Regions from separate parts of the Homo sapiens genome. Here region 2 is linked to region 1. Evidence: chromatin loops called from intact Hi-C (ENCODE). Cell type or tissue: natural killer cell. All regions are shown on one strand.

Region 1 (5,000 bases):
GAGAAATCCAAAATATATTCTGAAAGAGATCAACCCTAACTTTATTTAGGTCATGCTGCTGCCATACACAAACAATGAGAAGTGTGTGACTAATTCAGAAACAGCAAGGAAAGGTCAATGCCCAGTTTATTTCTTAACCCACAGTAATCTGTGAGTAATATGAAGAGGCATTTGCCACTACCTGCTCATCAATGCTGCAGTCTAAATGAACAGAAGGAGGGAGACAATTTCACACTCATTAAAAAAAGAAAAAAAAAAGGCACACTAGTATGTAGTGACGTAAGCCTGGAAATGACACATTTAAGGACAGCTCTCAAAAGCATTTAGATAATGAAGCCTCAATAACTTGTGAAGTAGAAATGATTGTAACTGTTTTATCAATAAGCAGCTTGATGTTCACGCATGGAAAGTCATTCACCCAGAGTCCCTCAGGAGTTAACAATAGTTAAGCCAAATAGTTAGACCTGAAAACTCCAGGCTCGGGACCCAGGCCACAGGGCTGTGTGTTTTGTTTTGGGAGGGTGGGCCGACTATATGATGCCCAATCCTAGCATAAACCAGTCAATACAATACAACATCTGTGCTTGTCATGAAAACAGGCATTTCCATCTACCCTTGAAGGCAACCAGCCTTCCGCATCTGGAACCACTGGGTGCATAAGGGACCTGGCAATAAATGATGGGAATTTGGCCTATAGGTGAATCACCAGGCTTGTGGCTCAGCTCAAAGCATACGCCCTGCTGAACGGAGGAGTGGCATTATGTGCACACAGAGAAGGCAGCACCGTTCCCTGTCACAATATAGACTTTGTAATACTCTACTATGAGGAAAGAACATCTTCTCTGAGCACACTGAAGAAAGACAGCCTAGAAATTCCACAGAGCCAGAGTATCAGCTCCCAGAGGCACCTTCCCAGTCTACACCACCCCAGAGAGAGATTGGTCTGATGGATGGGGAAAGCGGTGTTGAAAGTGGCACTCGCTCAGAAAAGCCGAAGAGCTTGGGCAGAGCAGAGAATGTCAGCATCATTCTCATCTCCTTGCAGGTGAAACTACAAGAAAACTGAGGCCAGCAGGCAATGAAGTAGACATGTTTTGAGCAGCCCCCAGGGCTTCTGATGCCCAAAGTCACAGATGACTCCAGACCATTGCTTCTCCAATGTTCGTGGGCCATGGATCACCTGCAGGCCCTGTGAGATGCAGGTTTCGATCCAGCAGGTGTGTGGTAGGGCTGAGATTCTGCATTTTTAACAAGCACTCAGGAGATGCCAGTGCTGCTGGCCCTGGGACCATGCACTGAGGAACAGGATCTGGAACAGCACCACTGTGCCCTTATGATTTTAGGCCTTTCCTGCCTTCCACATGACAGGCTTTGCATGTGGCAAAGAATAAAACAATCGCTATGGATTGGCCCTGTGGAGGGATGTCATATCACCTCCCTGGACACCCTCCCACCAGTTTTACATCACCTGCTATCTACCCCCAGCCTCCGCTCTACCCCCACTGATACTGCTCTGAGCTCATCTCCTACTTCCCTCCCTCTCACTCTGTTCCACCCACCCTGACCTCCCTGATAGTCTTGGAGTGGACCAGGTCCCTATCAGTACCTCCACACTGGCTGAGCATCGACCTGCCTTTCCCTCCCCTCCATCAGTGAAGGAATCTGCCCTGCCCTCTGGGTCAAAGTTATAGCACCCATGCTTGCATCTCCTGGACCTTGTTCCCTGCTTCATCTTTATCCATAGCACTTACCACTATTTGCAAATTATATACAGTTTTTTTTGTTGTTGTTTGTTTGTTTGTTTGTTTTAAGATGGAGTCTTGTTCTATTGCCCAGGCTGGAGTGCAGTGGCATGATCTCAGTTCACTGCAACCTCCACCTCCTGGGTTCAAGCAATTCTCCTGACTCAGCCTCCCAAGTAGGTGGGATTACAGGTGCCCACCACCACGCCTGGCTTATTTTTATATTTTTTGTAGAAACAGGATTTCGCCATGTTGGCCAGGTTGGTCTTGAACTCCTGACCACAGGTGATCTGCCCGCCTCGGCCTCCCAAAGTGCTGGGATTACAGGCATGATCCACCACGCCCAGCATTGTCCATCTCCCCACTAGGATGCCAGCCCCAAGAGGGCAAGGATCTGGTCTGTCTCATTCACTGCTGTATCCCAGTACAGGACACATAATGGGCACTGAAATATTTGCTGAATGAAGAAAGAGTTTAACTTTTAATGAAAACTGTAAAGTGCCAACCATCAATCTCAAGGACACCAATGAATTGTTTGCTTACATCTGCTATAAATAGTTTTAATCTGAATAAATGACTTCTTCGAGATTTCAAAATGACCCATTGTGGCAGATTGCAGGAGATAGTTTTATCCTGTCATGCAAGTATGGACATCATGGAGAAGGGCATGTTTCCCATGAAGAAGGGCATGTTCCCCATGTTTCCCAGCTCTCATTCACCAGTCAGCTTAATGGAATTCCCCCTTCCTCCCCATAGAACCCACATGGATGAGAGGCGGATAGATATCAGCAGGCAGACCTCCTCCTGGGAGAGGCCTCTCACCATGGGGGAAGATTAGAGAAAAGCAGGAGGCAGGAAGGAGAATTCCTCCATGATGCACATGAAAACCCTGAGGCTCAGGGAAGTTGAGTGACTTGCTCAAGGTCTCACTGCCAGTGAGACTGGGACTGGAACCCACGCATGCCTCCTAACTGCCGATATTCTGTATACATTGCTTCTCTTAACAAGTAGAATCTGCGACTGGTTTGAGAACAGCTTCAGTTCCAAAACTCATAAGAGGGATTCTGAATAAATCTTATGACAGCCACAGAACCAGAGAAAGTCAGATCTGCCAGGGAGCCAGCCCTGCATATGCACTGAGGGCAGCCACAGCTAAGCAGAGAGGGGTGTGTGTCCATTGCAGCTCCAGGACCCAAGCTGCCCTCTAACCTGACTGTGCATCTCCCCAGCACACAGCTCCGATCACACATGAGACCAGTGTGGAGAGGGGGTGGGTAGCTCCACCTCGACTCTCAGAGGAACCACAAGCACAGTCACACTCAGAGCGACAGGAAGTTGTCAGAGTTCAGAGACTGTAGACTGAAAAGAGTACCCAGACTAGGCACGGTGGCTCACACCGTAATCCCGGCACTTTGGGAGGCCGAGGCCAGCAGATCACTTGAGGTCAAGAGTTCAAGACCACCCTGGCCAACATGGTGAAACACCGGCCCTACTAAAAATACAAAAATTAGCCAAGCGTGGTGGTGTGCGCCTGTAAATCCCAGCTACTTTAGTGGCTGAGGCATGAGAATCACTTGAACCCGGGAGGCGGAAGTTGCAGTGAGCTGAGATCACACCACTGCACTCCAGCCTGGGTGACAGAGTGAGACTCCATCTCAAAGAAAAGAAAACAGTAACCAAATTCATCACCCCCTGCCTTTTCCCAAAGGCTTCTTCTCCTGTTCCATTACAAAAGTGCATGCCTGACCAATGCAGGCGTTCATGAGTGTCCAGAAGGTTCCCCAACTCATATTCCAATCATCCCAGCGGTAAAGCATCTCAAAAGACCTGCTTGGTGTCTTTCTTTCTTTCTTTCTTTTCTTTCTTTCTTTCTTTCTTTCTTTCTTTCTTTCTTTCTTTCTTTCTTTTCTTTCTTTCTTTTCTTTCTTTCTTTCTTTCTTTCTTTTCTTTCCTTTTCTTTCTTTTCTTTCTTTCTTTCTTTCTTTCTTTCTTTCTTTCTTTCTTTCTTTCTTTCTTTCTTTCTTTTTTGAGACAGTCTCTCTCTGCTGCTTAGGCTGCAGTGCAATGGTATAATCATGGCTCACTGCAGCCTCAACCTCTGGGCTCAAGCAAACCTCCCACCTAAGCCCCCTGAGTAGCTAGGACTACAGGCGTGCACTACTACACTCAGCTAACTTTAAAAATTTTTTTGTAGAGATAGGGTTTCACTGTGTTGCCCAGGCTGGTCTCATGGGCTCCAGCCACTGCATCCAGCCGACCTGCCTGGTTTATAACTCACATTTTAACTCACATTTACTCCAAGACCAACTTGCCCTGAAGCCTTGAGGTTACCCCCTACAGGACTGCACCTGAATTAACCTGTGCTCAGTGGTCTTTGCAGTCCTGATATGAAGAGTATTGTATTAGTCCATTCTCACACTGCTAAAAGGACATACCCGAGACTGGGTAATTTATAAAGAAAAGAAGTTTAATTGACTCACGGTTCTGCAGGGCTGGGGAGGCCTCAGGAAACTTACAATCATGGTTGAAGGTGAAGCAAACACGTCCTTCTTCACATAATGGCAGGAACAAGAAGAATAAGTGCCCAGCAAAGGAGGAAGCCTCTTATAAAACCATCAGATCTCATGAGCACTCACTATCACAAGAACAGGATGGGGAAAACTGCCCCTGATTCACTTACCTCCACCTAGTCCCTCTCATGATGCATGGGGATTAAGGGAACTACAATTCAAGATGAGATTTGGGTGGGGACGTGGCCAAACCATAAGTACAGACCCTTAGAGGCAAAAAGGACAGTTTGCTGCTTTCTCAGAGGGCACACCGCTGTTCTCAGCTCTTTCCCTACAACAAACGACCTTCTCTGTGACCCTCCAGAGCAGGACATGAAGCCATAGTGAGGGGCAGTATGACCAGCAGCTTGGGAACTGAAGGGGAAGAGACTTTTTCTCTAGGTTCTATGGCTGGGACCTGTGAATTGAACTGATAAAAGATTAACAGTAGAAAACGCATACGAATAATTATTTGATGTTAACATTTTTACACGGCATAGGGTAGGGAGAGGGGCTTTATAGAAAGACGTGAAAACCACAAGGAAGCGGTTAAATATACCATTTTAACAAAGAGAAGTAAATTGTGGAGATTGGACAAGACAAAGGAAAAGAGGGTTTGGGCTAGGGGCAGAAAATTGTGGGAAAGTGACTAGGAAATATATGAGGGAAACCCACGGAAGATAAGAGTTATTCTAGTAAGGTTTGTTTG
Region 2 (5,000 bases), 270 kb after region 1:
GTGAACCTGGAACTACATTTTCTAGAGTTCCTTTCCTGTAGGGTTTCAAGTTAGGGCTGACCAGGAGAGAAATTTGCATGAGATATGGAAGGTGGAAGTGAAGCAGCAGCTCTCACGCTCCGCAGGTGGGTGCGGGGCACTGTGCATTGTTACTGTAGCTCCAGTGCGTTGCCACTGATCTGCTGACTCACCCGGTGGCGGCTCGGGGCAGCCAGCCCTGCAGTTCCTCAGCAGCTGCCCCATATCCCTCTTTAGCATCGCCAAATCCTCCCAGGTGCAAGTGTTCTTCAATGATGAGGGACAGCAACTCCTGCTTTGGGTTATCCCTTCACTGAGGGGGGCTGCAAGAGGCAGACATGGCTTATAGGTTGTGGCCTTTCTTCACATAAGGGTCTCTCAGCCTCAGCACTGTTGCTCTTTCAAGCCAGATAACTGTGGTCAGAGGCTGTCTTGTGCATTGCAGTGTTTAGCAGCATTCCTGGCCTCTTCTCACTAGATAGTCGTCACTCTCACCTAAGTTGTGGCCACCAAAACTGTCTCCAGGCATCAACTCCAAATGTCTTCTGGGGGACAAAGTCGTCCCGGGTTGAGAACCACAGCCTTCACATCCGGCTTTTTTTCTCAACTGCTGGCTTTGTGACCTAGGGTAACCTCAAGCCCATCTGCAGATACAGAGGTCTAGCAGCTCTGCTGAGACCTCTCCATCAGCTGCCACAGTCACAGAAAAGCCAATCCTTAGACTCGGTCCCTTATTCCATGTTACTCACAGCAGTTCTGCTCAGATGAATTATGACTTCTATGCGCTGAGCCACTTTGCCTTCATGGACCTTATTCTACTGTTAAAACATTTTTTAAAAAATTATAGTTTAGGCCAGCTGTGGTGGCTCACACCTGTAATCCCAGCACTTTGGGGGGCCGAGGTGGGTGGATCACCTGAGGTCAGGAGTTCAAGACCAGCCTGGCCAACATGGAGAAACTCCATCTCTACTAAAAATACAAAAATTAGCCAGGCTTGGTGTCAGGTGTCTGTAATCCCAGCTACTAGGGAGGCTGAGGCAGGATAATTGCTTGAACCTGGGAGGCCATTGCACTTCAGCCTGGGCAACAGAGCAAGACTCCTCCCTGCCCCCACAAAAATTACATTTTGTAATTATGTTGGTATAAAAAAATACTACCTAGGCTGGATTCATTATTATGTATTCACTATTATACTCATTTTCCTCCAATCTTAAAATAAATTATAATTAAAATTGGGCCCTGCAAGTATCCAGGGCTGTAGACATTGTGTGTCTGATGGAGAAGTCGGTCTTGGGTCTGCTCCTTTTGCCGAAACCCTAATGACACCTGCATTAACTTCACATGATTATCGTCTCTGTAATCAGAACAAAAACTCATGCAACAGTGATTTGTTGCTTTCAAGGCTAACCAGAGTTTGGGGAAATCACTCTGAGTACTCGGTGCTATATTCAATGGCAGCAGAGCCAAAGTGAGCGAAGACCCTTGGTGAGCTGGCAATGAGCTTACCAGCTGGGTCAATAGGAACGATAGTGGCTGTATAGGGAATTCAAGGGAAGAGATGAGTGTGAAATAAAACTCCCTTTAAAAAACACATCAAAGAAAACAAGTATGTCTCAAAATGAAATGGCAGACATGTGTTTTCGATGTATTTCCCATTAGATTCTTAATAATAGGATGTAAATCATCAACTGGAGTCAGACGGACCAATCCCGGGGCCCCGGTCCCCACCAAACGATGGCTGTTTCTGATTAGCTTGGAGCCTCCTATTCTCAGGAACAATGAGCGCTTCCTGGGGTCTGTGAGGGACAGGAAATTAAGCCATCAGGCTTCTTGCCTATTATTTCCACACTTTCCTCAAGTTGGAAATCCATCAACTTTGAAAGAAAGACAAATAAACTGTTCAAAGTGGAAGGAAGTTCGGGATGCAGTTTTATTCCACACTCCCCTTAACAAGCTTGTCCACAAGGGCTAGATATTCACTCCAGAATTAAAACACCTGCCTTACACCAGATGTTTTATAGATGGGTACCATAGTGGATGTTAGAAAGTTTGTATCAAAACACCAAATTTTTCCTGTAGCAAAAACTCTGCTTTTTTTATATGGAAATATCAGGAAACCATTTTGCAGTTGAACAACCAAACCAAAGGCAGTGGAGTTTAAGATAAATGTTATGAAAATTGCATAAAACATTATATCAAAACCCTTGGCAGTGTCGAAAAGCAAGATTTCTGAATCCAATGAGTAGCCGAAGAAGAAAATTCAATTCCATTTTTTCACTTTGCCTGCCAATTTTTATAGCACTTCATTTAAAATGGAATCTCTAAAGAATCAATTCAAATTAGCTTTACAGTTTTCCCCAAAGAATCCGCTTTAAAATAAATTGAATTGGAGCATGTGACATAATAAGTGAGAATAAAATTCATGTTAACTAGAGTCTGAAGGAAAAACTTTTCATAATAAGGAAACAAATAATCTCACTTGACTGAGCTAAAAATAGTCTTTAGATTGTCAGTTTCAAAATTGAACAAAAACAGGGGGAGTTGTTGTAATAATGACATGGCGCATTGCCCCCTAATGAAATGGCCTTGAATTTTGTAATAAATTACAAAAAGAGAATTCTTTGGGTGAAAAGGAGATTCCAGACATGAGTTCCTTTCATAAATACAGTGACAGTAATGAAAATACCTTCCATCTGGGACTGAGCAGCTTTGGCCATTCTCCCCAGAGGTCCCACCATCGAACCCAGGGCAGAGCTGGGATTAGAGTGGGGTTGAGCCATAACAGGCTGCTTCTCCTGTTCAGAAAATAGCTTTTGCTTCTGCATTTGTTTTATTTTGATGAGGTAGAGCTATCATAAGTTTTTACTTATGTTTTTTATAAAGTTTATTTAGATCTTAAGCTCCTTGAGGATAATGACTATATATATATATTTTTTTTTTTTTTGGAGAGGCAGGGTCTCACTCTGTCATCCAGGCTGGAGTGCAGTGGCATGATCACAGCTTAGTGCAACCTCAAACTCCTGGGCTCAAGCGATCCTCCAACTCCTGGGCTCAAGCGATCCTCCCGCCTCAGCCTCCGGAGTAGCTAGGACTACAGGCATGTGCCACCATGCCTGGCTAATTTTTTATTCTTTTAACTTTTAGTAGAGGAAGAGTCTTGTTTTGTTGCCCAAGCTGGTCTTGAACTCCTGGGCTCAAGTGATTCTCTCACCTCAGCCTCCCAAAGTGTTAGGATTACAGGTATGAGCCACAGCGCCTGGCCTGACGATATCTTATTTGACTTTGTAACTACCCAGTACCTATCATAGTGTCTGACACACAGTAGGAATTCCATTATCATTTGAGGGAGAAACACAAGACTGAATAAGCCAATGAATCAATTTATTGTTTAAATCAGATTAAACTGAGCTTTTAGATTATATCTTTTTTAAAAAAATCAGTTAATTTGGGAAATGCACAGTTTTTAATTAAGAAGGAGATAGTTGGGTTGTGGTGATTTTTTTTCCCCTCTATTGAAGTCAAGTGACAAATAACTTGGTTTATCTTTGAAGAAGTCTTGATGGAGATTACTTAAGGCTCTGCCTGAAAGTAACCGTAAGTTACTTATAAGTTACGTAAGATAACCAAAGTTTATCTTAAGGGGACTCAATATCTTGAAATGTAATTATGTTGTAAAGAACGGGCCATCTCCTCTTTTCACAATACCATTTGGGCTTCCTTGCATTTCCACTATGCTCAATCAATATAACTTAGTAAAGACCGTGTTTTATTTCCTACCACCTTTACCTATCTTTCCATCCTTCCACCTATCCATTCATTAGTCCATCCATCTATCTGATTATCCATCCATCAAGTAGTTAGAGACACAGTGATGAATAATAATAGCTAACATTTATTGAGTGCTCATTACATCCCAAGGACTGCAATAAACACTCTATGCTAATTAACTCATTTAATACTCCCAAAAGTTCTATTAAGGAAGTACAATTATAATTCAAATTTTGCATACAAGGCAACTGAGGCAAAGCAAGGTGAAATATCTTGCCCATATTTACACCACTAGGAAGCGGGGCAGTCGAGATTTGAACCCAGAGACTCTGGCTCCAGAACCACCTGTCTGCTGTGTTAATTAGACAGATATGGTCACCGAACATAGACTTTGCGTTCTAGTGGGAGAAATAGAATTTAAACAACTAATTATGTAATTTTAATAATAACAATTGCTTTGAAGGAAAAGTACAGCATGTTATAAGAGTCTATGAAAGATGGCTGGGTGCAGTGGCTCATACCTGTCATCCCAGCAATTTGGGAGGCCGAGGTGGGTGTATCGCTTGAGCCCAGGAGTTAGAGACCAGCCTGGGCAACATGGCAAAACCCCATCTCTACTAAAATCACAAAAATGAGCCGGGCATGGTGTTGTGCACCCGTAATCCCAGCTACTCTGGAGGCTGAGGCATGAGAATCGCTTGAACCCGGGAGGCAGGGGTTGCAGTGAACCGAGATCGCATCACTGCACTCCAGCCTGGACGACACAGCAAAACCCTGTCTCCAAAACAAACAAACAAACAAACAAACAAAAAACAAAAAGTAAGAAACACTGAGCCTAGTCTGAGGAAAGTGGGAAGACTTCCCTGCTGAGGAGGTTGACCCTTGGGGCTGAGATGGGCTGAGATGTGGCTGGTGGATGAGTAGTGAAGTATAAGCAGGAAAGAGTGTTCCAAGTAGAACGGCACATGCTGGAGAAAGAGGTATCTGTGTTGAGGAACAAAAAGTGGCCAAGTGGCCGTTAATGTCTACTGATGTCAGTGTGACCAAAACTCAGCTCAAACAAGGGCCTATTCTGGAGCTCTCGACCCCACTGACCTTCTGTACTCAGTTATGGAAGTCAGAATTCCAGGAGAGAACTGGTCATTTCCCCCCTCACCAGTGCCCACCCCACCTCACCTGTCACCAACTTTTGTCTCCTGGTGCCCCCCATATCA

Evidence for each region. Hi-C counts contacts between places; a loop is a spot of excess contacts. Peaks named below come from ENCODE experiments on the same cell type or tissue, not always from the same donor. Only the 100,000 strongest peaks of a DNase experiment are listed, where the experiment ranks them.
Region 2: a loop joins it to region 1, with 2.8 times the contacts of the local background. A loop is called at or near these places in 4 of 110 quality-filtered maps.

What each region holds. Positions count from the first base shown.
Region 1 is chr14:89,507,544-89,512,543 of GRCh38, forward strand. It overlaps a transcript of FOXN3 not described here. Among named protein-coding and RNA genes, the nearest start is that of FOXN3-AS2, 66 kb to the right of the region's middle. In natural killer cell, no CTCF peak of the experiment used is centred here; DNase peaks (open chromatin) are centred at 268 and 3,048; H3K27ac peaks cover 2,294 bases.
Region 2 is chr14:89,773,588-89,778,587 of GRCh38, forward strand. No RefSeq gene overlaps it. Among named protein-coding and RNA genes, the nearest start is that of EFCAB11, 180 kb to the right of the region's middle. RefSeq lists enhancers at 1-325, 314-393. In natural killer cell, a CTCF peak has its summit at 2,270; DNase peaks (open chromatin) are centred at 194 and 584; H3K27ac peaks cover 960 bases.